Regions from separate parts of the Homo sapiens genome. Here region 2 is linked to region 1. Evidence: read pairs that join two places in POLR2A ChIA-PET (ENCODE). Cell type or tissue: PC-9. All regions are shown on one strand. Each heading gives the region's core, and the rest is flanking DNA. Links, peaks and the distances in the headings are about the cores only.

Evidence for each region. ChIA-PET counts read pairs that join two places held together with the same protein. Peaks named below come from ENCODE experiments on the same cell type or tissue, not always from the same donor. Only the 100,000 strongest peaks of a DNase experiment are listed, where the experiment ranks them.
Region 2: POLR2A ChIA-PET joins it to region 1 with 10 read pairs; 2 of 35 experiments call an interaction of 5 or more read pairs at or near these places.

Annotation. Positions count from the first base shown.
Region 1 is chr1:208,891,434-208,900,574 of GRCh38, reverse strand. All of the region lies in intron 1 of LOC107985255 (a long non-coding RNA gene), which reads left to right. Among named protein-coding and RNA genes, the nearest start is that of LINC01774, 76 kb to the left of the region's middle. In PC-9, for the core only: no CTCF peak of the experiment used is centred there; no DNase peak of the experiment used is centred there; H3K27me3 peaks cover 706 bases.
Region 2 is chr1:208,610,330-208,619,470 of GRCh38, reverse strand. LINC01735 (long intergenic non-protein coding RNA 1735) reads left to right here and starts at 5,349. Exons shown (of 2, transcript XR_001738430.2): 1 at 5,349-7,381. RefSeq lists enhancers at 6,528-6,697, 6,598-6,767. In PC-9, for the core only: no CTCF peak of the experiment used is centred there; no DNase peak of the experiment used is centred there.

The sequences.
Region 1 (9,141 bases), core at 702-8,701:
GTTACTAAGATATATGCAAAACAATTACCTACCACATGCTTATTGATGTAAAAAGAGGCAGGAGAATTTGTCGAATATGGTAGAAAAAATAACCAAATCAATGTATAGATATGACCAATTAATGTACCATGAAAAACCATTAAGGCACAATTAAACCATACTTTAATTGGCAGTTTTTTTTCCCTTAAGGCTATATCTTAGAATCAATGGTGACCTTGATTTGATGAAACATGACATATACTGGTGAGTCCTGTATTTAAAATCTCAAAAATTAACCTTCTCCTGTGCTTTGGTTGTATACATTTAGCTCTCTTCTCAGTATATTCACTTGGATGTCTGCTAAACATCTTTTTATTGTATTTATTTATTTATTTATTTTTTTGAGTCAGAGTCTCACTCTGTCGCCCAGGCTGGAGTGCAATGGCGTGATCTTGGCTCACTGCAACCTCCGCCTCCCAGGTTCAAGCGATTCTCCTGCCTTAGCCTCCTGAGTAGCTGGGATTACAGGTGCACGCCACCATGCTCAGCTAATTTTTGTATTTTTAGTAGAGACGGGGTTTCACCATATCAGACTGGTCTCGAACTCCTGACCTCGTGATCTGCCCACCTCGGCCTCCCAAAGTGCTGGGATTACAGGCTTGAGCCACTGTGCCCAGCCTGGTAAACATCTTAAAATTAAGCTGTCCATAGAGTATACTGGATTCCTAGTTTTCAATCCCACCCACTTCCTCTCAATATTAAAAAAATTACATCACCACTCATGAGTTGCTCAGGCCAAGCATCTAGATGTTATCATCCTTGATTCCTCCCTTCCTGCTATACTACATTTTCAATCCATCAAAAATGCTGTCATTTAACTTAAACTCTACCACTTAATACCATCTCTACTGCTACCACCCAGGTCTGAACTGTCACCATTTCTTGTTTCTATTTTTGTTTCACATTGTAGTACCCAGAGTGATCTTCTGAATACATAATTGAGGTCATGGTGCTGTCTTGCTCAGCACCCTGAGAAATAAAATAGCCAAAATAATAGCAATAAAAACAACTTAATAGATGGACTCAATAGCAGAATTGAAAGGACAGAGGAAAAAAATGAACTTGAAGATAAAATAGTAGAAATTATCATTATCCTATCTGAATATCAGAGAAAATACACTGAAAGAAAATAGTGAATAAATTTTCAGGGAACTGTGGGACTGTAACAAATGCTCTAACTTTGGTATCAGAATCCTGAAAAGAGAAGAGAAACTTAGCAGAGCTGAAAAATTAGTAGGAGACTAGAAGAAATAATGACTGAATGCTTCACAAATTTGGCAAAACAACAATGACAGATTCAAGAAGCAGGCTGAACTCCAAACAAGATAAACTGAAAAGTAGTCTAACCCAGATATATGATAGTCAAACTTCTGAAAATCAAAGAAATAAAATATTGGAAGCAGCAAGAGAGAAGTGACACTTTACCTCTAAGGGAAAAGCAATTTGGATAATAGTGGATCTCTCATCAGAAACCATGGAGGTCAGAAAGAATTTGCACAATTTTCAAGTGCTAAAAGAAAAAAAAAAACCTGTGAAGTCAGAATTCTATATTCAGCAAAGATATCTTTCCAGAAGAAAGGGAAAATCAAAATATTCTCAGATGAAGGAAAACTAAGATAAAGTTTCACCAGTAGGCCTACCCTAAGAGAATGATAAAGGAAGTTTTCTAAATAGAAATAAAATGATAGAAGAAGGAATCTTAAAACATTAGGAAGAAAAAAAGAATAACAGAAAGAGTAAAAACATGGGCAAATACATTTTTCTTCCATTTAGTTTTCTAAATATTATTTAACAATTCAAGCAACAATTTAACAGTCTGAGGTAATTTTAAATATGTATAGAGGAACTATTTAAGACAATTATAATTGGGGGAAGATAAAAAAACATGAAGAGAAAGAAGATTTCTACACCTTATTTGCATTGGTAAAATGTCAACACCAGTAAATTGGGATAAGTTATTTGTATATAATACAGTACCTGGAGCAGCCACTAAAAAAGCTAAAAATTAGACAAACTAAAAGACACTATAGAGAAATCCAAATTTAATTCTAAAAAATGTTCATGTAACACAGAGAAAGGCAGAAAAAGAAAAAGAGGCAAAAGGCATACATATTAGAAAGGAAGAAATAAAACTGTCCCTATTTGCAGATAACATGATATCTACATCCCAATGAATCTATTTTTAAAATCCTAGAACTAATAATAAGGTCATAGAATACAAGGTAAACATAATAAAAATACAAATGTATAAACAAAACATATACAGGACTCATATGCTGTAAATTATTACTACTGATGAAAGACATCAAAATTTAAATACATGGCAAGACATACCATGTTCATGGGTTGGAAGATACAACATAGTAAAGATGTCAATTTTCCCCAAACTTATATACAGGTTTAACATAATTCCTATCAAAATTCTGGAAGAATGCTTTATAGATATAGACAAGATTATTCTAAAATGTAAATGGAAGGATAAAAACAGACACAAAGAAAAAAACAAAAAAAGAAACTAAAAAATTTTGTAAATGAAAACTAAGGCAAGATGAAACTGACTTCAGGTTAAAGTAAGCAAGAGAGTATGACAGAGGTATAGGTGCATAAATCAATGGAACAGAATAGAAAACTCCAAAATAGACAAATGTAACCAACAAACTTTTGACAAAGTGCAAAAGCAATTTAATGGTAGAAGATAGTCCTTTCAACAAATAGTGCTGGGAAATTGGATATACACAAAAAATGACCTTGACCTGAACCTCACACCTTTTACAAAAATTAGCTCAATATATCACAGACTTAAAAGTGGTTATAAGACTATAAAACTTTCAGAAATAAATATAGGAGAAAATATTTGAGATCTAGAGCTAGGCAAAAATATTTTAGACTTAACACCAAACCACAGTTTACAAAAGAAAAAAAAACTATACTTCTTCAAAATTACAAACTTTTACTCTGCAGAAGATACTTTTAAGAGGATGAAAAGAGGAGGTATAGATGGGAAGAAAATATTTCCAAAGCATATAGCCATCAAAAGGCTAATACCTAGTATGTAGAAAATACTCTCAAAACTCAACAGTAAAAAAAAAAAAAAAAAAAAAAAAAAAAAACCCAAATAATCCAGTTAGAAAATGGGTAAAAGACATGAAGACATTTCACTGAAAAGAATGTATGGATGGCAAATAAGCACATAAAAAGATGTTCATTATCACTATGCATTAGGGAAATGCAAATTAAAACCACAATGAGATATTGCAACACAAAAATCAAAATGGCAAGATTAAAAAATAGTGACAGTGAGGAGATAGAGAGACTGGATCACTCACACATTGCTGGTGGGAGTGTAAAATGGCACAGCCACTCTGAAAAAAAGTTTGTCAGTTTCTTTAAAAATTAAACATGTAATTTCCATATATCCCAGCAATTAGTTGACTTATTTCATAGAAATGAAAACATATATTCACATAAAAACCTGTACAGGGATGTTTATAGTAGCCTCATTCATAAGATCACAAGACTGGAAACAATCCAGATGTCTCTTGACAAATGAATAATTAAACAAACTGTGGTACATCCATTCATACCATAGACTACTACTCAGCAATAAAAAGGAACAAATTACAAAATATTGTATATGGAGCAAATTGAATAAGTCTCCAAAGAATTATACTTAGTGGAGAAAACCAATTTCAGAAGATTGTCTATTTTATGATTTCACTTACATAACAACCTTGAAATAACACATTTTGGAAATGGAGAACACATTAGTGGTTGCCAGAATAAAAGACGAGGAATTAGGGAGGAGGGAAGACAAGGGAGGTGAGAGAAAAGCAGGAGTAGGTATAAAAGGGCAACGTGAGGGATCACTGTGATGATGAAAATGTTTTGTCTCTTGATCCTATCGATATCATCACTGTGATATTGTACTATAGTATCACAAGATGTTACCACTGAAGGAAGCTGAGTAAAGGATACATAGGATGTCTCTTTATTATTTCTTAAAAATGCAAGTGAATCTTCAATTATCTAAAAAAATTAAAAAGATAATTGTCTTTTTCGAAAAGGCACATTAGTGGAAACTTTAATAATTTGAATAAGATCTATATTTAGTTAAGAGTAGTGTATCAATGTTAGTTGTTAGTTTTGACAAATGTACTATAATTGTGTGAGATGTTAACATTAGGAGAAATTGGTAAAGTATATGTGAGAAATCTGTTTCATTGCAACTTTCTTGCAAATCTAAAGTTATTCCAAAATAAAAAGTTTATTTTTTAAAAAAGATAATTTACTATTTAAAGCAAAAACACCAATAATATATTGTAGAGTTTATAGCATATATAAAAGTAAAATATATGACAACTATACAGCAAAGTATAGAAGGAAGAAATGATGCATTCATTTGTAAGGTTCATACATTATGCAAGAAGCAGTATAATATTTTTTGAAGGTCGACTATAGTATATAAAAAGTAAACACTGTAAACCCTACAGCAACCACTGAAACAAAAGGTTTTAGCTAATAAGCCAATAATAAAGATGAAAATGAAAGAAAAACAAAAAAAGAAACTAACAAACAATTTTGTAGATGAAGATCTAAAAGCAGATAGAAAACAACAAAAAATGGATACAGCTCAACTAGAAAACAAATCATAAGATAGTAGATTTAATGGTTAACCATATGAATAATTACATTAAATGTAAATTGTCTAAGGTCAAATTGAAAGGCAGAAATTGTTAACACATAATGAAGTGCTATGTGTAAGACCCTCATTTTAAACAGAAAAATATAAAAAAATTTAAAGTAAAATAATAGAAAAAAAAACTATACATTGAAGACATTCAACATTCAAAAATTAAAAGATAAGTATTTGTCATATACATAAAAATTAGTGACCAGAATATATAAAACACTCCTTTAAAGAGTAAGATAAAGACAATTGAAGAAAAAGATAGAATATATATTTAAACAGACACATAAGAGCAGAAACATGAATGTCTCGTAAACACATGAAAAGTTTGAGTTCAATTTCATTTGGAATAAAGGAAATATAAATTAGAACCAGAAGGTGTAAATTAAAGCCAGAATATGAAGAATGCAAATTATCATTCAGTGATGGTGACTATAAAATTGGCACTGTGGAAGGCAGTCTGGCATTATCAGCATAATCAAGGATAGGAATGCTTTATAACCCAGTGAATCCACTTCTAGACAATTTCCTGCATTATGTTCTCATGTAGATATGTACACAAATGCTTATTCCAGCATTGTTTTCAACAGAAAAATTGAAAACAGCTTGAATATTATCAAGAAAAAAGGGATAACTATAGTTTAGTCATACAATGGAATACCAGGCAGATAATAAATTTGATGTGTCTATAGCAATAGGAATTAACTTAAAAATATGTTAAATGAAAAAAAGCAAGTTGTTTACAAATACATTTTATATGTAAACTGTAGTTACAAATGCAATTTATATGCATTTAAATTATACAAAGCAATATCTATCGATTACAGATATATCAATATGTAGTAAAAATATGAAAGTATGCTAATGAGATGTCACCAAATCCAGAATAGCAATCACTCATGATGAGAGGGAAGATAAGTGAGAATGAAGAGGAAGAGAAGGAGGGTGGGAAGACTTTAGTTACACTGTAGCTTTAAATTTTTTTGAAAATAAGAAATGTGAAATGACTAGGCTAGCGTTTGACAAATTTTGATATTGTGTTTATTGGGTTTATTTTATTATTTTTGTATTTTTTGTCCATTCCAAATGTTTTCTTTCTTTCTTCTCTTTTCTTTTTCTTTTTTTTTTTTTTTTTTTTTTTTTTTGAGATGGAGTCTCACTCTGTTGCCAGGCTGGAGTGCAGTGGCATGATCTCGGCTCACTGCAACCTCCACCTCCCGGGTTCAAGCAATTCCCCCACCTCAGCCTCCCAAGTAGCTGGGACTACAGGTGCGTGCCACCACGCCTGGCTAATTTTTTGCATTTTAGTAGGGACGGGGTTTCACCATGTTGACCAAGATGGTCTCAATGTCCTGATCTCGTGATCCGCCCGCCTCGGCCTTGCAAAATGCTGGGATTACAGGCGTGAGCCACCACGCCTGGCCCAAAATTTTTTCTTAATTAAATAAACAAAATTCCAAACTGAGGAGGTCCTTTAAATATCTACCCAGCCTGGTTTGGCTGAAGTTTTGGTTAAAGGTTATGGAAGTGCTCTATGGTTTCCAGTGAGTTGAGGGTTGGACCTTTGTCCTAGAATTCGGTGTTGGAGGTAACGGCTGCTGTTGCTTGTTTCTGGGTTCCTTAAGTCCGCACTAGGCTGCCTTAGCCATACCCACACCTCTGTAAACAATCTCTACATTAAATTCCCTTTGGCTGAACCATCTGAGTGAAATCTGATTTCTTGCCATGACTCCACCTGCTTTCTCTGTGAGCGTGTTAAGAAAGAGGCCTTAATATTTTCATATACTTTACAGAACATAGGGTAGAATCACTAGAAAATTCTGCCCTTAGGAAAGCCAGGCTCAGAAAAGAGCTTCTCTTCCCACATTGTACACCTGACTTTGGAGAGAGTCATTTTTTCACATCTCAAAAAGCCAGAAAAGAGTAGCAAATCAGAGCTGACTTCTCAGCCAGCTTCCAGGGATAGAATCCCAACACTGCCATTTATGAATTGAAATGTTGGGGGAAATTACCTAACTTCCCTTTTCCTCAGTTTCCTCATCTAGAAAATGGGGCTGTAACACTGACCTTAGTGTGAAGATTAAAGCACACATTCCATGTGCAAAGTGCTCTCTGAATAGCCTGACTTCCAAGCAGTTGCTAGCCCCAGATCAATCCTGTGGCTCGTAGTCTCTCTTCTCTTTCTTCTCTTACTGGCTGCTTTGTCTCTAATCAGCCTGATTGTCTGCTTCCTTTATACAGAATCTCCTAAAGGAGCCAGTGTTGTAATAATAACAACAAACAAGTTAGGAAGAATTGCCCTCCCATCTCTCTTGTAAATGTCGACAGGTTCCATCGTTATATTACAATCCCAATTAAAGAGAAATTCCCCACCAAGCCATAAACCTAAAATGAAAAAAATCCTATAGGGATGAATAAGCCTCTTCAGTGAACAAACCTGCTATTTATCCTTTTTTTTTGTCATTGCTTATGTGTGCTCAAATCCCTGCTGAACAAATCCTGCAAGCTGATGAAGAAGCAAAGCTAAGGGCATCCATCGGTGAGTCTGTCAAGACTTTACTTGTAATGAGTCTCCCATGGATTTGATTATTATTGGGTATTAATTATTAATGGTATTTCCTGCAGGAGGCCTGTGTGGGCTTCTTTTCCCCCAACCTCTATTTTGAACTGGAATTAAAAAATAACCAGAAATCTCCCCCAGTGGAGCAGGGAGAGGAAAAAGAGAAAGGAATCGAGGGAATCCCTCTGCTAGTCTTTCACCACTGGCACCACTTGAAATTCTGGGGCTGTTCTCATAATTAAGAGTAGGAAGCAGCTCTGTGCTTAGCCTCCTCCCGTCCTCCAGCTGTAACCCCTCTGTCAAAACCACAAAGGAGAAACAAAGTGCCCTTCTGCCTGCCTCCTCTCCCCAGTCCTCACTCTCCAGTTCTAACCTTGTCTTCTTTGGCAATTAATTTCCTCTGATGGTTATGTTAATTTTCATGGCTTCCTAATGATTAGAAATATTTGGCAGATTAACATCATTTAACTTTCCTCTCCCTGGGGGTGGGGAAGAGACAGGGATGTAGCTAAATGGTGAGAAACAGCTGGAAAAGCCAAGGGTGAAAATCACAATTCTGTGCCAAACATTTTGATGGGTTGGTGAAAGATGGACACCCAGGAAAGCCTGGAGAAATTAAAGCCAGATTAAGAAATAATAATAAGGCTGAAAGATCAGAAACATAGCCCTGCCCCCACCCTGTGTGTGTTTATCCTTTATACACTGTTGACTGTCCATATGTTGCTTCCTAGCAATGTTTTAAAGACGGCTACACCTGTCAGGGTGTCTGGGAGGTAAAGACAGAGCAGATGTTGAGATTTGTGCCATGGAAGAGAAAAATTCATTTTGTCTAGCAAAAAGTGGCATGCTCCTGTGCGTCCTGAAGAGATCCCTCCACCATTGCCACTCTCCCCTTTTCCATAAAGCAATGGGCCCCGCATGGTGCCACAGATGGAAAGATGAAATTTAATTTTACTGGCGTTCAATCAAAACAGAATAATGTGTTTAATATCCCTGCAGTGTAAGTGAAAGGGAGAGATTTATGAACTCCTGGGAGGCAAGAGATTCCAAGCAGTGCTTTGATATCTCCTCGTATGTATAAACATAGAATTGCAGTGGAAAATATGGATAAATCCAGGTTAAGATCTCCGCCCCCTCCCCCATGTTGCTACTTTTAAGTTCAAGCCTTTCTGATAAAGGGGTGGCACTCTCACCAGGAGAAAAGCTGAATTAATACAAAGGTAGTCAGGCATCCTGAGCTTAATCTCAGATTTAATCCAAAGGGTGATTTGGCCACAAGTGTCAAGAGAAGAGATAGATGCTTCTGACTGGCAGATGTATTCAACAGGGAAGAGCCTCACAAAGGAAGTTACTAAAAACTCCACCTCAAGTTTCATTTGAAATCTAGTAGATGGTGGCCAGGCGCAGTGGCTCAGGCCTGTAATCCTAGCACTTTGAGAGGCCGAGGTGGGTGGATTGCCTGAGCTCAGGAGTTTGAGACCAGCCTGGGCAACATGGGTGAAACCCCATCTCTACTAAAATACAAAAAATTAGCTGGGAGTGGTGGCATGTGCCTGTAGTCCCAGGTACTCGGGAGGGTGAGGCAGGAGAATTGCTAGAACCTGGGAGGCAGAGGTGGCAGTGAGCCAAGATTGCACTACTGCACTCCAGCCTGGTGACAGAGCAAGACTACATCTCAAAAAAAAAAAAAAAAAAATCTAGTAGATGGTAATCATATGGCTATATGTTTGTTTATAAAATAGCAACAAATCACATACATATGGAAAACAAAAATCTGGAATTAGTATCTCAAAATGCTCTAAGAGGTTGAGTTAGGATAGTCAAATTATAGGTAATTTTATGACTTTTCTCTAAA
Region 2 (9,141 bases), core at 450-8,449, 280 kb after region 1:
AAAACTAATAAAACTCTATGCTTTAACTTTGTCTCCTCACTTTTTAACTTTTGGTTGTTTCCATTTATATCTTATTGTACTGATGATGTCTTGAAAAGTTATTTTAGTTATTATAATTTATTGGTTATTTTTGAGTCTTTTTACTTAGGATGAAAGTAGTTTACACACCACGGTTACAGTGTTATGATATTCTTTGTTTTTCCATTTACTTACTATTACCAGTGAGTTTTGTACCTTCAGGTGATTATTTATTGCTCATTAATGTCTTTTTCTTTCTGATGGAACTACTCCCTTTAGCACGTCTGGTAGGAAAGGTCTGGTATTCATGGAATCCCTCAGGTCTTGTTTGTCTGAGAAAATACTTATTTCTCCTTCATGTTTGAAGGCTATTTCTGCCTGATATACTATTCTAGGGTGAAATATTTTTGTTTTTGTTTTTGTTTTTGTTTTCCTTCAGCACTTTAAATATGTCATGCCACTCTCTCCTGGTTTGTAAAGTTTCCCCTGAAGTTTGCTGCCAGACATATTGGACCTCCATTTTATGTTATTTGTTTCTTTTCTCTGGCTGCTCTTAGGATCCTTTATTTATCCTTGACTTTTGGGAGTTTGATTATTAAATGCCTTGAGGTAGACTTTTTTGGGTTAAATCTGCTTGGTGTTCTATAACCTTCTTGTACTAGCATATTGATATCTTTCTCTAGGTTTGGGAAGTTCTCTGGTCTTGTTCCTTTGAAAAAACATTCTACCCATATCTCTTTCTCAACCACTTCTTTAAGACCAAAAAGTCTTAGATTTGCCCTTGAGATTATTTTCTAGATCCTGTAGGCAAGCTGCATTGTTTTTTATTTTTTTAATTTTGTCTCCTCTTACTCTGTATTTTCAAATAGGCTGTTTTCACGCTCTCTAATTCTTTCTTCTGCTTGATAAATTCTGCTATTAAAGGAAAATCTGATGCATTCTTCAGTATGCCAACTGAATTTTTCAGTTCCAGAATTTCTGCTTGATTCTTTAATTATTTCAATCTCTTTGTTACATTTATGTGATAGAATTCTGAACTCCTTCTCTGTGTGATCTTGAGTTTCTTTGAGTTACTTCAATGCAGCTATTTTGAATTCTCTATTTGAAAGGTCACATATCTCTGTTTCTCCAGTATTGGTCCCTGGTGCCTTATTTAGTTCATTTGGTAAGGTCATGTTTTCCTGGACGGTGTTGACGCTAGTAGATGTTCTTTGGTGTCTGGGCATTGAAGAGTTAGGTGTTTATTGTAGTCTTCACTGTCTGGGCTTATTTGTAGCCATCCTTATTGGGAAGGCTTTCCAGATATTTGAAAAGACTTGGGTGTTGTGATCTAAGCTGTATCTGCTTTAGGAGACACCCCAGGCCCAATAATGCTGTGATTCTTGCAGACTCATAGAGGTACTGACTTGATGGTCTTGGACAAGATCTGGGAGAATTCTCTGGATTACCGGGCAGAGACTCTTGTTCTCTTTCCTTACTTTCTCCCAAACAAATGAAATCGTTCTCTCTGTTCTGAGCCACATAAAGCTGGGGGTGGAGTGACACAAGCACCACCAGCAATACAACTGGGCTGGGTCAGACCTGAATCCAACACAGCTCTGGGGCTCGCCCAAGGCCTGCTGTAACCATTCCCTGGCTACTGCCTATGTTCTCTAAAGGCCCTGGGGCTCTGCGATCATCAGGTGGTAAAGCCAACCAGGCCTGTATTCTTCTTTTCAGGATAGTGAGGTCCCCCAGGCCCCAGGTGGGTCCAGAGGTGCTATCCAAGAGTCAGGGACTAGAGTCAAAGACCTTAGAGGTCTATCTGGTGTTACTGTATTACAGCTGTGCTGGCACTCAAACCATAAGACACAGTCCTTCCCACTCTTCCCTCCCCTTTCTAAGGGCAAAGGAGCCTCTCCCTGTAGCCACCACCACCCCAGGCCACAAGGAGTACTGCTGGACTACCACCCATGTTTCCTTAAGGTCCAGGGGCACTTCAGTCAGCTCATGGTGAATGCTGCCTGGCCTGGAACTCACCCTCTAGGACAGTGGGCTCCCTGCTGGCTTCAGTCAGGTCCAGAAATGCTGTCCAAGAGTCAAGTCTTAGAATCAGGAATCCCAAGAGCCTGTTTGATGCTTTGCCCCTCTGTGGCTGTGCTGGTATCTAAGGTGCAGGACAAAGTCCCCTTTACTTCTGCCTCTGCTTTTCTCAAGCAGGAGGAGTTTTGCCCCATAGTCATTACAGCTGGGAATGGGCTGAGTTTCACTTGAAGCCAGCAAGTCTCAGAGGCTGACCCAAGGCCCTTGATGTAGTACCTGGGTATTGCTGCTCGTTATTTAGGGCCCTAGGGCTCTTCAGTTAGCAGGTGATGCATGCTCCCAGGACTTGGTCCTTTCTTTCAAGGGAGTGGGTTCCCTTCTGGCCCAGGGTGTGTTAAGAAATGTTGTCTAGGAGCTAGGGCCTGGAATGGGGGCCTCACAACTTTGACTGGTGTCCAATCCTGTTGTGGATGAGCTGGTATCCAAGATGCAAGACAAAGTCCTATCCACTTTTCCCTCTCCTCTCCTCAAGTGGAAGAAGGGGGTCTCTTTTGGAGCCACGAACTGTGGAGCCTGGGGTTAGGGGAAGGGTGATGCCAGCACTCCCTTGGCTGCCCCAGCTGGTGCCTTAGTAGGTTGCATCCACGCCACCTCCCCACCACGCCCACCCCAGTCCACTGCTTCTGGGCCTAATTCAACACTAGGACTAGTCTAAGAATTGCAGTCCTTATGGTTTAGACTGCCTTTCAAGTTTACTTGGAGTCACAGAGCACTGTAGCCCTCTGTGGTGAGATTTGCAGGCACAAGTTCTGACTGCTGGGATCCATGACTGGCTTCTGTTTAGGGCTGGTTTAAATGCACCCTCTGTGGGCAGACATCAGCTGAGTTTGACCCAGTTCTCCTTTCTGCTCTAACAGGACAACACTGAGTTCAATGCCTCAGAATTGCTGGGTTCTCCCTGCCCCAGCACCCAAAGAGGCTCTCTGCACCAGGCCACTGCTGCCAGGGGTGGGAGAGGGGTGGCGTCAGCAACTCAGGACTGTTTCTTTCTACCTCTTCAGTGCCTTTTTCAGCACTTTCTACCTTTCTACCTTTTTCAGCACTAAGAAGTTAAAACCAGGTACTATGAGTGCTCGCCTGTTTATTGGTTCTTATGAAGGTGTTTTTTTTCTGTGTAGATAGCTGTTAACTTGGTGTCCTTGTCTGGGGGAATGATCAGTGAAGCCTTCTCTAACACCATCTTGCTTCACCTCCTATTCTGCCCAGGTTTTAACGAGCCTTCTTGCTGCGGGTTGATGAGGGCCAGAATATCATGCAGATTTTAATTCTAAGAGATTAAGATGTTAAACCCTTCTATTCAGCTAGAGCACAATAAAGAGTAGTTTTTGCAATAGTAATTAGTCTTCCAAGTAAGGCAGGTACTATGGGTCTGGTGGTTGGCACCTGCTTTCCAGCTCCTATAAGAACTGTTTTGTTTGTCTTAGAGTAATAAACACAAACTGCTTTTATAACTTGAAAAAAAACTCAACAAAATCCACTGCAGCTTGAGAACAACCTGAAATTCATTGTCTTTCTATGTTATTTCCTCATTAGAGCTTTGACCTACTCATTTCTAACCCATGAGCTTCAGGTTTTTTAATCTACAAAATAGAGCCATTGCGGTAAATACCAGTCCAACAAGACCTGAGGTTAACACATCTCAGAAGAAGTAAACACCTGCCATGAGCTGCTTCTGTGCACCATTGGTATTGATGAGGGAAGGACTTAATGACCCAGAGTGAGTACAACATATCTGCATGTGGGGCATGATATTCCCCAGAGAGTTCAATAGGAAGCAACAAGCAAGCCAGAGAGAAACTGTAGTATTATACAGTCAGTTGGTAGGAATGTCAAAAGAGGCAATGAAAAAGATTTTCAGGAATGGAGACAAACCTCTGTAGGACCACAGAGAAGCTGAATGCCTTCCCTCTCTAGGGTGTACACATCTTCTTTCATTTATAGCTCACTTGTCAAGATTTTAGATGAAGCAAATTATTTTTCCTCTTTGCTAGTAAAAATCCCATAAATGCTAGCCAAGGTAATTGTTTTAGCAGTCACTCCTGCAACCCAGCTATGCTTAGGGAAATCTACCAATGATACCATTTATTGAGTACCACTGTATGATAAGCCCGCTCCATGTGTTATCTTATATGATCATCCTAATAACCCTCTGGTATAGGGGTTAGCATCTCTATTTTATGTATCAGGTATTTAGCCCCTGTGTGGTTAAGTCACATACGCAAGACCATATGCTTAGTAAACAGGACAACTGGCATTGGAAACCAGGATTGTCCTAATTAAAAGAGAATCAGGGGCCAGGGGCAGTGGCTCATGTCTGTAATCCCATCTATTTGGGAGGCTGAGGCGGGAGGATCACTTGAGGCCAGGAGTTCGAGATCAGCCTGGGCAACAAAGTAAGCATCCATCTCTACTCTCTCCTTTTCCCTCTCCTCTCCTCAAGTGGAGAATAAAGTGGAAATAAATAAATAAAAACAGAATTTAAAAAATTAGCTCAGCCTAGTGGGCATGTACCTTTAGTCCCAGATACTTGAGAGGCTGAGTTGAGAGGATCACTTGAGCCGAAGAGTTCAAGGCTAGGGTTGTGCCACTACATTCCAACCTGGGAGAAAGAATGAGGCCCTGTCTCTTAAGAGAGAGAAGAAATCAATAGTTGTGGATTTGAACCTAGTTATGGAAGAATTGTGAAGTAATTTCAGACAAAAAGTATTTCCTATTGAGAACAAATCAGTTAAGTGAAAGATAGAAGTAAGAAAAATGAACCAACATGTATTGAGTGTTCCCTCTTAACCTGCCTTTCATTCCCACAACATATCAGGCTCGTCTAGCACTCAACATTAGCACTTTCTCTGCTACATTACCTTGCCTCTCAGCAAGAAATGTGTTCTCACTTGTATTATTTTTATTCCTACCCTTTCATCTCCCTCTCCCTCCCTCCATGTCCAGTGAACTTCCCAGAAAGTTGGGCATAACAGTTATAGCAGATAATAATTCTATGTAACATTTATTGATCACTTTCCAGGTACCAGTTTCTGTGTTGAGCTCTTTATGTGGATCTTACAATTTAATCATCAAAATACCCATAAAGATGATGATATTTTATCCCCATCTTCTGGATGAGAATATTGCACCACATTTTTTCTTCTCTCCTCCTTACTTCCCAATTGCATTAAAATATTTTTCTTTGGATTCAGGGATCATGGCCTGGGGAGAAACACAGCTTTTTGTAGAAGTAAAAATGTGAACACAGATACAATTCTTCATTTTCCCCAAACACACCATGCAATGCAAAGATGCTACTTTTTGTCTGCAATGATTCTACCTATTGTTAGTTCACTGCATCCTCAGAGTCAGTGCACAGGCAGGAGAGACTGAGATTATTTAGATTCTCATAGTACAGCATATAATGAGGAAGACAGGCTAGGATGCCATGGGTGCCACATTAGTGCCTTCTTTAAGGTTCTGATATACAAGCAGCCCTGCCCCAGTTGGTTTGTATTTAAAAGAAGATCATTTATTAAGGTGCTGATATACAAACTCTGTCCCACCCGAGTTGGCTTGTGTTTAAAAGAGGATCCTGACAAGTCTACCTAAAGAAGATGAAAGAGATATTGGGGGCAGGGGACAATGGACTAGCTAATGTGCAGAAATAAACTTTACAGCTCTAGGCCAGGGCCACCATAAAACTCTTCCACACTGTGCAGCACACATTATGACGGAAACAACATGCCTTGGCTGGTGGCTTTGCTCCGTGTTCCTCAAGAGAGCTCTGGGTTGCAAACTTGCCTGCTCCCTGGCTGTCTCATCTTTTACATGTGAGGACCACAATTCCTGACCTTTGCAGTGGCTGTAAACTTTGAGACAGGAAGGCAGGATCTGCAGCTTGCCAGGGGCCTCGGAGGACTCTGGTGGCCCATGCAGCTCTATGGGCTTGGAACTTGAGCTCATTGAGGATGTCACCTACAGATAAACAAGTGACACGTCTTGAACACATTGCAAACAACTTTTAAAGGTCATCTCATCCATGCCTCTGTCTCTTCTTTGGAAGACTTCAAAATTATTTCAGAGTGAAAATGTCTCCTGTTTTCAAAAATTGCCAAATATAAATTATATGAATGAGTTTGTTTAAACAACTTAGAGGACCAAAATAAAAAATTTTCTTAAGTCTAATCAGTCGTGCTTCAGGAACATAGGATGTTTCCTCTTGTTCTGCCTTTTGGAATGGTGAAGGGTATTTCACTGACATCTTGAATCATTTAGAGGGACTTAGGATTCAATTTAATACAATAAATATTTACTGAGCTTCTACGTATCTGATACTGAAATGGGGCCGAGAGGGTCACAAAGTTGATGATCTGGGCTTCTTTCTCATCTCAAGAAGCATAATTCCCACATCACTCATGATGCAGAGTGTGGTAAATGCCACATAGTAAGGCCACAAGGAGAGGGTTTGGAGCCATTGATGTTACCTAGAATCAAATAATTCTATGGTGGAGACAAAGATACTCAGGAGAGCACCTGCATCTCATCTGGACCAAAAGGAATGGACACAACTGTCTGGATGAGCTGTGGCACAGGCATTCTGCCAAGAAGAGGAAGCTGGCAGAAGAGGCCTTGGTAAGTCTGAATTCTTGCCTCAGTTCTGGTACTGAGTTCTCCCTGCACATTACATTCCTACTGTGAACCATTCACTCCTCCCTTCCTCCATTAATTTATCTAATTGATATCTATTAAACAAATGCCTACCATGTTCTTGACCCTGAGCCACATGTGAGAGATTCACCAGGCAACAAGACAGATGGGAGGAGCCCCACTGCTATGGTCAAATGTTTGTGTTTTCCCAAAATTCGTATGTTGAAACCTAACTCCCAAAATGATGGTGTTAGAAAGTGGGACCACTGGGAGATGATTAGGTCATGAGGGATTAACATCATTATAGAAGAGACCCCAAAATGTTAGCTGGTCCTTTCACCACATGAAGACACAGCTAGAAGACACCACCTATTAACCAAAAAGTGGGCGTCAGCAGACACCAAATCTGTTGGCACTTTGTTCATGGACTCCCTAGGCTCCAGTACTGTCAGAAATAAATGTCTGTTGTTTATAAGCCACCTAGTTTATGGTATTTTGTTATAGCAAGCCAAATGGACTAAGACACCCCACCCTTGTGAAGGCGACAGAGGACTAGAAATAATGAACAAATCTGCACTGAGCATAACCCATGATGCATAGTACTGCAGAACAGTGCTGTACAGTGCTCTTCAGGGCCTCACAGGAGGTGCAGGTAATAAATGTAACAGTCTGAGATCATGTTAAAATGTTGCTCCATCCCTGCTTCATCCCTTCACTATCTGTCATCGTGTACTATTCAGGGTTTTTTCATAGTAATTATATATATTTAACATTTTATTACATTGTTTATTGCCTGTCTCTGTCATGTGAATAGAAATTCCATAAGGGCAGAATTTTTGTCTCATTCAGCACTCTATTCTCATTGCCTAAAATCATGTCTGGCACATGACAGGAACTCAAATTCCTATCTATCTATCTATCTATCTATCTATCTATCTATCTATCTATCTATCATCTATCTATCTATCTATCTATCTATCTATCTATCTATTTAGCTAGGTAGCTATTTAGCTAGGTAGCTATCTACCTACCTACCTACCTATCAATATAGCTATCCATCCATCCACCTACCTACCTACCTTCCTACCTATTTATAATCTATTTAATTCTTTATTTACTTATGATAGCCTAGAGAAGCTAATGAATTCTTAGAGGCAATTAATTATCTTAAGAGTTCAGAGAAGAAAGAAGTAAACATATGAAAAGATGCTTAATTAACATCATTAGTCATTACAAAACTGCAAATTAAAAGCACAATGAGAAACCACTATACGCCTATTAGAATGGCTAAAATTAAAAAGACTAGCCATACCAAATACTGCAACAAGTGGAACTCTCAAACATTGCTAGTGGAAGTGTAAAATGATACAACCACTTTAATGATACAACCACTTTGGAAAATGTAGTTGTATCATTTTGGTACTTACTTAAAAAGTTAATCATATATTTACCATAAGATCCAGCTATTTAACTTCTAGGCATTTACCCAAGAGAAATGAAAGCATATGTCCACATGCTATGGTGTAAATGTATTCCCCTAAATTCATGTGTTAGAGATGGAGGTGAGAGGATCACTTGAGGCCAGGAGTTCAAGACCAGCCCGGGCAGCATGGCAGGACCTTACTTCTACAAAACAATTTTAAAAGTAGCTGGGCATGATGACACATGCTTGTGGTCCCAGCTACTCAGGAGGATAAGGTGGAAGGATCACTTGAGCACCAGAGTTGGAGGCTGCAGTGAGCTATGAATGTGCCACTGCACCCAAGCCTGGGTGACAGAGTAAGACACTGTCTCTAAAAAGAAGAAACACAGAAACTTAATTTACAATGCAACAGTGTTGGGAGGGGGAGTCTTTTGGGAGGTGTTTAGCTCATGAGTGGTCTGCCTCATGAATAGGTTAATGCCCTTACAAAAGGACTTGACAGAGGAAAGTTAGCCTCTTTTTACTCTTCCTCCTTCTTCCACATGAGGACACAGCGTTCCTCCCTTCCTGAAGACACAGCATTCAAGGTTCCAGCTTGGAAACAGACAGTAGCCTTCACCAGATGCTGGTGTCTTTATCTTGGACTTCTCAGCCTTGAGAACTGTGAGAAATGAATTTCTGTTGTTTATAAATTACCCATTCTCAGGTGTTCTGTAACAGCAGCATAGACTAAGACACGACACTAAGATTTATACATGGATGTTCATAGCAGCCTTGTTTGTAATAATAAAAAACTAGGAACAACCCAAATGTCCATCAGCGGTTATAAACAAACTGTAGCGCATCCATGCAATGGAACACTGCTCAGCAATTAAAAGGAATGCATGACTGTGTGAATGAAGCCAGAACAACAAAAACTGTGCAAACTGTATGACTTCATTTACATAAAATTCTAGGACATGGAAACCAATCAAGAGTGACAGAAAGAT